2 separate regions of the Homo sapiens genome follow, and region 1 is linked to region 2. Evidence: chromatin loops called from intact Hi-C (ENCODE). Cell type or tissue: endothelial cell of umbilical vein. All regions are shown on one strand.

Region 1 (5,000 bases), 180 kb before region 2:
AAACGTAGAGAAGCACGCTGTATAACAGAATACTTAAAATCTCTCCCCAAAGAAATTGACTTCATTTCCAACAAACCATGGACAATTTCAAGCCTAAAGTCACTCTCAAAAACAGTGAAAGTTTGTGAAAAGCAATTGGGAAAAAATTGATAGATTTGTTAGAGATATAGCCTAAGTTGTAAGCTGGATGATTTGCTATAGAGAAATAGAAAGCAAGACATCTGGGAGGAACCCTCTTAGGGTCAAAACAAATCTCAAAAACTGACCTCAGGAACAATTTTTTAAGAAGAGCCCAAATTTTTGGGTCAGTTTGTAAAACAATCTATATTCCAGGGCATTGTTGAAAGCAACAGAGCCATCAGCCAGCAAGTAAGTAGTGGAGCATAATACCTGGGTATGACCAGAGAAAAAGACAAAAGAGAGCTCTCCCAAATCCACTGTGTTGCCAGCTGACTGTGAGCATATCAAACTGCATCCCCTGAGAAACAACTTTATAGACTTTATGCTTCAGAGGAAGAAATAAATTACACCAAAATAATCTAGTCAATCAACAAACAAGTAAATAAGCAAATAACAACAAGCCCCAGAAGACCAGTACCCAGTATTATTACAATATACTACCTAAAATTTTTCAACAAAAAATTATGAGACATATAAAGAAGCAGGAAAGAATAAGCAATACACTGAAAAAAAATTGTAGACAACAGAAACTGCCTGGAAGACTTACCAGATGTCAGATTTAACAGACATCAGATGTCAGATTGAACAGAAAAAGTTTTCAAAGTAGAGATTATAAATAATTTCAAATAATATTTTCAAATAAAATGGGCCATGATTTAAAAAGTATGATTACAATGTCACATCAAAAGACACCTAAAAGTGAAAAAGCTAAAGCTAAAGACAATAAGAAAATTTTGACTACATCAAGATAAAAATGACTCATCACTTAGACTGAAACTCCAGGAAGATTAACAGCTGATGTCTCAGCAGAATTAATTGAGGCCAGAAGGACAACATATTCAGAATGAACCAAAAAAAGCAATTATTAACCAAGAATTCTATATCCACCAAAATAAGGTAAAATAATGACATGTCCTAATAAAAACAGAGGGAATGTGTTGCTAGCAGACCTACCTTATAAGAAGTACTAAAAGAAATTCATGCTACAAACAAGTGAACCCTGAGAGTAATTGGAATATATATATGAAAAAAGCAAAAAGAACCAGGAAAGGTAATTATCTAATTGTAAAAGTCAAGGCATTTCTTTTCCTTTCTTCTTCTAAAAGATTTTAAAAGTAATTGTATAAAGAAGTATATAATGTGATGTTGAGCCTATAACATAAAAATGTAATATTGGTCAATAATAGAACAAAAGAGGTGGGTGGGGGCAAAGCTGTATTGGATTAAGGAAATGACTTCAGATGGCAACTTGTATGCACAGGAACAAATGAAGAGAACCAGAAATGATAAATTAAAAGGCTAACACAACAAAAGCTATAAATGTGTGTGTGTGTTTGTGTGTGTCTGTATTTGCTCTCCTCAATATCCTTAAAAAACATAAAAGCGTGTAAATTTATCATTACAACAATGCATTGTTGGGTTTGTAATATTCAGATATTAGATGTAATAGATGTAATATGAATAAGAATAGTATCACAAAAATGGGGGGAAGGGAACAAAGGTATATAGAAGTAACATTTCTGTATCTCACTAGAATTAATTTAGTATAAATCTCAAACTGATTATTATAAGTCACAGTGTATATAGAAAAACCCTAGAGTAACCACTAATAACTCAAAAATATAGTGAAAAAATAATTTAAAAAATTAAAATGCTACATTATAAAATATTCACTTCATGCAAAAGAAAGCAGTAAAGCAGAAACAGAGGAACAAGAGAAACATGAGATATATAAAAAACAAAAATGGCAAACATAATTCCAACTATATCAATAATAGCATTAAAGGTGAATGGACTAAATAATCCAGTCAAAAGGCAGAGATTCTCAGACTAGATCAAAAAACAAGAGTCAATACATGCTATCTATGGGAAACACACTTTAGATTCAAAATACAAATAGACTTAAAGTAAAAAGATGAAAGAGAAATATCATGCAAACAGCAACCACAAGAAAGTTGGAATGGTTATACAATTACCTGACAAAATATACCTTAAAACAAAAGATATTACTATAGATAAAAGAAGATGTTTTTTAAAAGGTCAATTAACCAGAAAGATACATCAATCAAAAATATATATGCACCTAACAACAGAGCACCAATACATATGAAGCATAAATTGATTTAAATGAAGAGAGAAATAGACAATTCATCAATAATTGGGTACTTCAATACCCAATTTTCACTCATGGGTAGAACACTAAGCATAAGAACCACAAGGGTGTAGGAGATAAAAACAGACATAAGCACCACCTACTGGCCTGGAAGTTGAATGGTGCAACACAACAGGAAATCTGCTGACTCAAGTGCAGAGTACTGGAGAATGAAATAAGCTTCCTGAGACTTCCATCACCCTGAGCCCACAGGAGGCAGTGAGTGAGGCTGCTCACATGCTTAGCACATCACTACAACAACCAGCATTTGAGAAAGTCACCATACAAAGGCTATTACCAAAGAATTTATACAGACTCTTTGCCACTGAAAATACCCAGAACCAAACCCAAAGGACACTACACCACATCATACAGTACAGACACCTCCTCAAGGGGGCAAAATAATCCTGTCCAAAGGGAAGCAAAATTAAAAAATAAGAAGGAGAGACAGCTTATCCAGATAAGAAACAACCAGGGAAACAACTCTGAAAGTATGGAAAAAACAGAATGTAACAACACCCCCAAAGGGGAATACTAACTCCTCAGAACAAATCCTAACCAAAATGAAGTCTTTGAAATATCAGATAAATAATTCAAAATACTGATTTTAAAGAAGCTCAGTGAGATCCAAGAAAAAGCAGAAAACCCATACAAATAGAAAAGCAATTTAGGACATGAAAGAAGAGATAAATGTCATTTAAAAAAATACACACACACAAAACTTCTAGAAATAAAAGATTCAGTCAAGGAGTTACAAAATACATTGAAAGTGTTAACAATAGGCCAAGTGGAAGAAAGAATTTCAGAGCTGGAAGACAGGTCTTTCAAATTAACTCAGTCAGACATAATATTTAAAAAATTTTTTTTAATGAACAAAGCCTTTGTGAAATATAAAAGTGTACAAACCTGTAAGTTATAGGTATTCCAGAGGGAGAAGAAGAAAAAGCAAAAAGTGTGAAAAACCTATTTGCAGAAATACTTCAAGAAAACTTCCCTGGTTTTAGGAGAGATTTTGACATCCAGATACAAGAAGCTCAGAGAATTTCTGGATAATACATTGCAAGAACTTCACCAAGACTATCCAAAGTCAATGTAAACAAAATAATCCTGAATGGCAAGAGAGAAGTGTCTAATTGCATTTATATATATATAATCATATCGGACTAGTAGCTGTCTTCTCAGCAGAAAACTTACAATCCAGAAGAGATTGGGGGTCTATTTTTAGCATCTTTAAAGAAAAAAAAATGCCACCCAATAATTTTATATCCTGTCAGATTAAGCTTCATAAATCAAGGAGAAATAGGGAATTCATCAACACTAGACTGGTCCTCCAAGAAATGCTCGAAGGAGTTTTGTTTTTGTTGTTGTTGTTTTAGTAGAGATGGTGTCTCACTATGTTGACCAGGCTGGTCTAAAACTCTTGGCCTCAAGCAATCCTCCCACTTAGCTTCCCAAAGTGCTGGAATGACAGGCATGAGCCACTGCCCAACCTCAAAGGAGTTCTAAACATGGAAATTAAACAACAACATTCACCATCATAAAAGATCACATAAGTAAAAAGCTCACAGACCTTATAAAGCAATTACACAATTGAAATCCCAAGGCAATCAGCTAACAACAACATGATAGAAACAAAACCTCACATATCAATATTAACCTTGAATGTATGTGGCCTAAATGCTCCACTTAAAAGATACAGAGTGGCAAACTGTATAAAAAAGGAAAACCCAAACATGTACTGCCTACAAGAGACATACATACTGGCTAAAGACAGCTATAGAATCAAAGTAAATGGGTTGAAAAAGATATATCACGCAAATGGAAAACAAAAGCAAGAGAGAGTAGTCATCCTCAATCAAATAAAACAGACTTTAAACCAACAACAGTTAAAAAAAAAAGGGGGCAAAAAAGGTCATTATAAAATGATAAAGAAGTCAATACAACAGGAAGATTTAACTATCCTAAATATATCTGCACCCAACACTGGAGCACCCAGATTCATAAAATAAATACTACTAGACCTAAGAAAACATATTGATAGCAATATAATAAGAGTGGGGGACTTCAGCACCCCACTGACATCACTAGACAGATCATCAAGGCAGAAAATCAACAAAGAAACTCTGGACTTCAACTGGGATGTAGACCAAATGAATCTAATAGAGATTCACAGAACATTTTATCTAACAGAATATACATTCTTCTCACCTCCACATGGAATATATTCCAAAATTGACTATATATTTGCCCATAAAGCAAGTATCAATAAACTCAGAAAATCAAAATAATAACAAGTATCTTCTCAGATCACAGTAGAATAAAATTATAAATCAATACCAAGAGGAACTCTCAAAACTACACAAGTACATGAAAGCAAAACTACTTGCTCCCAAATGACCTTTGGGTAAATAATAAATTAAGGCAGAAATTGAAAGACTTCTTGAAACAAATAAAAATAGAGACACAACATACTAAAATCTCTAGTATACAGCAAAAGCAGTGCTAAGAGGAAATTCTGTAGCATTAAATGCCCTTATAAAAAAAGATAGAAAAATCTCAAATTAACAACCTAACATTGAACCTCAAGGAACTAGAAAAATAATAATAATCCAAACCCAAAACTAGTAGCAGAAAAGAAATAACAAAGATCAAAGCAGAACTAAATGAG
Region 2 (5,000 bases):
AATCCTAGTAAATAGCTAAGAATTGTATTTCTCTTCAAAAAATCACCCTCATCTCTTGAAAGAAAAAAGAAAGTGAAGAACTGTCAGCTTCAGTGACATGGTCACTTTGCCTGAAATACATTTTTAGGAGTAAATTACTTACTGGTATTATTTAAAGGTAGTATTATGAGATTTGATTGCTATGAATGAAGACTCACTTGGGAATTAGGCCATTCTGAAATGTGGCTCCACCACTTACTGGCTGCGAGATCTTGGCCAAGTTACATCACCTTTCCCTGCCTCAGCTTCCTCATAATGAAAATGAAAACCCTATCCCATAGGGTTTTATGACAAGTCAACGACATAAACACAAGTAAAGCTTTTAGAACAGTGCCTGGCATGTATAAAAGCACATTAGCTATTATCATGCATTATGAGTTTCTAAGTTGTTTTGAGTTAAAAGTAAAAGAGCATTGCCTGGGCATGGTGGTTCACACTTGTAATCCCAGCACTTTGGGAAGCCGAGGCTCACCTAAGGTTAGGAGTTCGAGACCAACCTGGCCAACATGGTGAAACCCTGTCTACTAAAAATTAGCTGGGTGTGGTGGTGTGTGCCTCTAACCCCAGCTACTTGGGAGGCTGAGACAGGAGAATCGCTTGAACCAGGGAGGCGGAAGTTGCAGTGAGCCAAGATAGCACTACTGCACTCCAGCCTAGGTGACAGAGTGAGACTCTGTCTTAAAAAAAAAAAAAAAAAAAAAAAAAAGAGCATTACTATGGTGACAGAAAACCAAGAGTCTCATTCAGGGATCAGCTAATTTTTTCTAAAGGAACAAACAGTAAATATTTGAGGCATGCACAACTACTCACTTTGACCTTCTAGTGTGAAAATAGCCATGGACATACATAAACAAACAAATGAGTATAGCTGTGCTCCAATAAAACTTTTTTTATGGACACTGAAATTTGAATTTCATGTAATTTTTACACATCACAAAACATTATTCTTTTCATTTTTTCCCCCAACCATATAAACACGTAACACTCCTTCTTAGCTCAGGAGCTGGCTGCACAAAAACAGGCAGCACAGCCAGTTTGCCAACCCCTGGTCTAGTCCCAGCTCTTCCTGTAGCTAGCTGGCTGTGGGAGCCTATGCCATAAGCCTTACACGTGGTTCCTAGGTGGAGGCATCATCACACAGAAATACTTGCCTTCCAGTCCCTTGTGAGAAGTCAATGAGACAATAAATATGCAAGCACTCTGAATGGCAGGCTGCACTATACAAAAAAACAGTAGCCAAAGGCAGCAGCGATAACACTTGTTTTTAAAAAATTGGATTCCAAGTTGCTCTAGAGCAAAAACTGTGAGACAGAAAATTGTCACTGGGCAGGCAGTGTGAAATGGTTGAAAGAACTACACTTCCGAGTCAGATATCACTTCCAGGCTCCCCCTTTATGACCTGTAGTCCTTCGGTATTTAAAATCTCTAATGAGCATAAGTTTCTTCACCTGCAAAACCAGGAAGGGAATTCCTACCTCACAGAATGAGACGTTAGTGAAACAAGTACATAACCCACCTAGTGCCAGGCATTTAGTAGGTGCTCAATTTAAAAATTGCACTCAACATCATTATCAGTGTTCGAGTGCAAGTCCCAAAGGTTCCTTGGGAGGCTGTAACTAATCAGGAGTAGGAGAAAGTTGAGGAATTGGAGTCCGTGTACATAGTGGGACTAGAACCCAGGTTTCCTGCCTAACTAATGGAAGTTAAGCAGGCCTCTACGGGCCTGTCTTCCAAGCTGCAGACGAACCCTCAGGACCTACCAGCTCCATCGCTAGATACTGTGAACTCCGCCTACAGCCCCCAGGCCCAACCAGGCTCGAGCGTCAAGTCACTGCACCATAATACTTCGGTCCCACGGCACTTTGCTACGACCGAGGTATTACAGTGCAAAACACCCTCAAAAGCCACAGCCTGAATCACCACTTAAAAATGCGACAGGGCAGGTAGGGCAGACGCGAGACTTACGTGATTAGGGGTAGACCCGAAGACGTACTCTTCAGTGTGCGGAAGGATCCCCAACGGGATGCCCTCCCGCGGCCGCCGCAGTCGCCGCTGTCGCCGCTGAATACAGTTCAAACCTCGCGGGAGGCCCCGGGAGCCAATCGCTGCGCTCGCCCTCCGACCCGGAAGCAGAGCCACAGCGCGTCGCGGCAGCCCCCAAGGAAGACCAGCCTGCCTCTGGTCGGTTCCTGGCGCTCTGCGGTGCGTATCGAGCTGGGAGCCCGAGAGGCCGGGATGCTTTTCTGCCGGCCGCCCAGCCTTGCCACTCTATTCCCAGGAGTTCTTCCTTCCCACTTCGGGCCCCGGGAGGTGGGAGCGGGGTCTTGAGGAACTCGCCTGGCCCGGGGAGAGGTGTCGGCGCTCATTGCAGAGACTTATCTTGTTCCCTCCCTTCTTCTCTGCCGTTGTAGTTTTACAGGGGCAAGTCCTGTCCAACGTGTACGGTGAGGCCCCGGCCACTGCTTTAATGAGCAGTAGGTGTAGGGACGGAACAATTTCGTGACCTCGAATCTCTTGCACTTCTATACCTCTCTGTCTCCGTGTCCATAACACTTGCTGGTCACCCTTCAAAAGTCTCCAGTCCCTGATGTCCATTCCTAAAGTTACTAGTTTATAAGCGTCTCGAGGTGGGACTCATTCTCAGTACATACTCTTAAGGTGCTTGATATGTTTGTTACTGAGTCCAGCTGTTTTCAGGACAACCCTTGTGTCGAATTTTTTAAAAAACCAAAAACTCTAAAACCCATAATTCTCATGTGGGAATGCTACTTCCAGAATGCACACTAGTCCCTGACAGGTTAAGGTCTTCTGCCTAGTTTTAAGAATATTATTATTTTAATTTTTAAGTTCCGGGATACGTGTGCGGGACGTGCAGGTTTATTACAAAGGTAAAACGTGTGCTATGGTGGTTTGCACACCCATCACCTAGGTATTAAGCTCCACATGCATTAGCTATTTATCCTGATGCTCTCCCTCCGCCCAACCCCCTGAACATTATTTTTATATCACACATTTTGGTACTCCTTAACAACAGATCCTGTATTTTCTATCTGTTTATATTATAGCCCTTTTCACGTTGAGTCATAACTATCCCTAAACTGTGGTCTCCTTCAAGCCAGGAGGCTGTTTTTTTCTTCATTAGCGCTGGTTCTCCACACACAATGAAGTCTTCCAAATCCTGGCCCTGCTTATGAGCTTGGCAAGTTAGTTAACCTACTGAAGCCTCAGTTTCTCCATCTACAAAATGGAGACCAGAGGTAGTACCTGCCTTTAGATTTGTACAGATACCAGATGTGATCATGTCAGTAAAATGCTTAATATGGTACCTACAAATAGTGGTTCATAAAAGTTATTAATTTTTATTAACATTTGCTGTTAAAATGATTCCATCTTCAGATGAAATACTATTTGTTTTAGATAATCTAAACAGAACTTTGCAGTGTTATTGTCTGCTAGAATCACAGATATGGGAAAGAGCTGTGGAGCAAATGTGGAACCATTAATAACTAGATTTAATATTTTTCCTGCAGTTTCTGTCCCTTGATAAGTACTTTAAATGTTTCTTTTGAGCTTTCTGTCTCATTGTAACACCACAACCTTATTTTGATGCATTTGCTGAATGACTAACATATTGACCATTGTAATTGTACCTGTGCTCTAATCCACAGTTTCGTGACCTTGTCCAGTAGAAGGCTATTTAATTTTCACAACTGCTTGAATTTTGACATACAAGATGAAGCAAGATGCCTCAAGAAATGCTGCCTACACTGTGGATTGTGAAGATTATGTGCATGTGGTAGAATTTAATCCCTTTGAGAATGGGGATTCAGGAAACCTAATTGCATATGGTGGCAATAATTATGTGGTCATTGGCACGTGTACGTTTCAGGTTAGTCTACAAAACTGCACCGAATGACAGTGAACATATTTCACTACTAAGAGAACTTACACAAACCAAATCTAAACTTTGAAAGTATATTGAGTTTGAATGTTAAAAAAAAAAAAGATAAGATCCATAGAGAAAGATGTTCCCAGTTATATGTGCCTGAGATTTATGTAAACATTATATAGATAGTGAAAAAGAATGGTATGAGGCTTCACTTTTGCCTCATGATCATTAATGGAATATTCTGATAAGTGAAGGCTATGATTAACTGAACATTGGTATGTACAGGAAAAAAACAATATAAATGAGATCCAATTAATTACGGTTTTTCTACATCCTGCTTTGACATACAAAACCAGCTAATGTTGAGAGCCCAAAAAACAATCTTCCAGGAGATTTTATAGCTTTTATAATATTCAGCTTTCCTATTAGTATGCTGTCATACTTTTTGTGCATCTAATGTATGCAGAATATGGAGTCATATTAATTGAGCAGGCAGTTAAGCATAGCCATTAAGAGCATGAATTCTAGAACTGGAATGCCTACATGTTTACTCCTGCTTTACTTACTTCTTACTAGCTATGAGACCTTGAATAAGATATTTAGCATCTCCTGTAAACATGAGGAAACTAATGCTTGAATTTTAGTATATGTAAATATACTAAATAAAAATTCCAAGAGGGCATCTGACAACATTGTAATCCATATGTATGTTTTAGTTGTCATTGATACGAGCAGTGGTAACACTCTCAGGTTTAATCACCAAAGTAAGATTGCTTTGTGGTGAACATAAACCATGTTTTCCCAGAGGAAAGCTAGTTTTACATGTAAGAGAGACTTGGAACAATGAAGGTTCAACCCTCAGGACTATCTGGTTAATCCTTTGTCTATCAGAGTATTATTATTATTTTTATTTTTTTTTTTCAGACAGAGTTTTGCTTGGTCGCCCAGGCTGGAGGTCAACCTCGGCTCACTATAACCTTCATCTCCCGGGTTCAGTTGATTCTCCTGCCTCAGCCTCCCAAGTAGCTGGGATTACAGGCATGCACCACCACACCCAGCTAATTTTTGTATT

The links. Peaks named below come from ENCODE experiments on the same cell type or tissue, not always from the same donor. Only the 100,000 strongest peaks of a DNase experiment are listed, where the experiment ranks them.
Region 1: a loop joins it to region 2, with 2.6 times the contacts of the local background. A loop is called at or near these places in 2 of 110 quality-filtered maps.

What each region holds. Positions count from the first base shown.
Region 1 is chr12:102,298,708-102,303,707 of GRCh38, reverse strand. The region is part of intron 3 of LINC02456 (long intergenic non-protein coding RNA 2456); the gene reads right to left. Among named protein-coding and RNA genes, the nearest start is that of LINC02456, 22 kb to the right of the region's middle. In endothelial cell of umbilical vein, a CTCF peak has its summit at 2,441 (motif pointing left); a DNase peak (open chromatin) is centred at 2,467.
Region 2 is chr12:102,117,291-102,122,290 of GRCh38, reverse strand. NUP37 (nucleoporin 37) reads left to right here and starts at 2,177. Exons shown (of 10, transcript NM_024057.4): 1 at 2,177-2,241; 2 at 3,708-3,928. The coding sequence starts at 3,773. PARPBP (PARP1 binding protein) reads right to left here and starts at 2,108. Exons shown (of 11, transcript NM_017915.5): 1 at 2,005-2,108. RefSeq lists enhancers at 705-1,262, 2,307-2,376. In endothelial cell of umbilical vein, no CTCF peak of the experiment used is centred here; a DNase peak (open chromatin) is centred at 2,140; H3K4me3 peaks cover 1,628 bases; H3K27ac peaks cover 1,516 bases.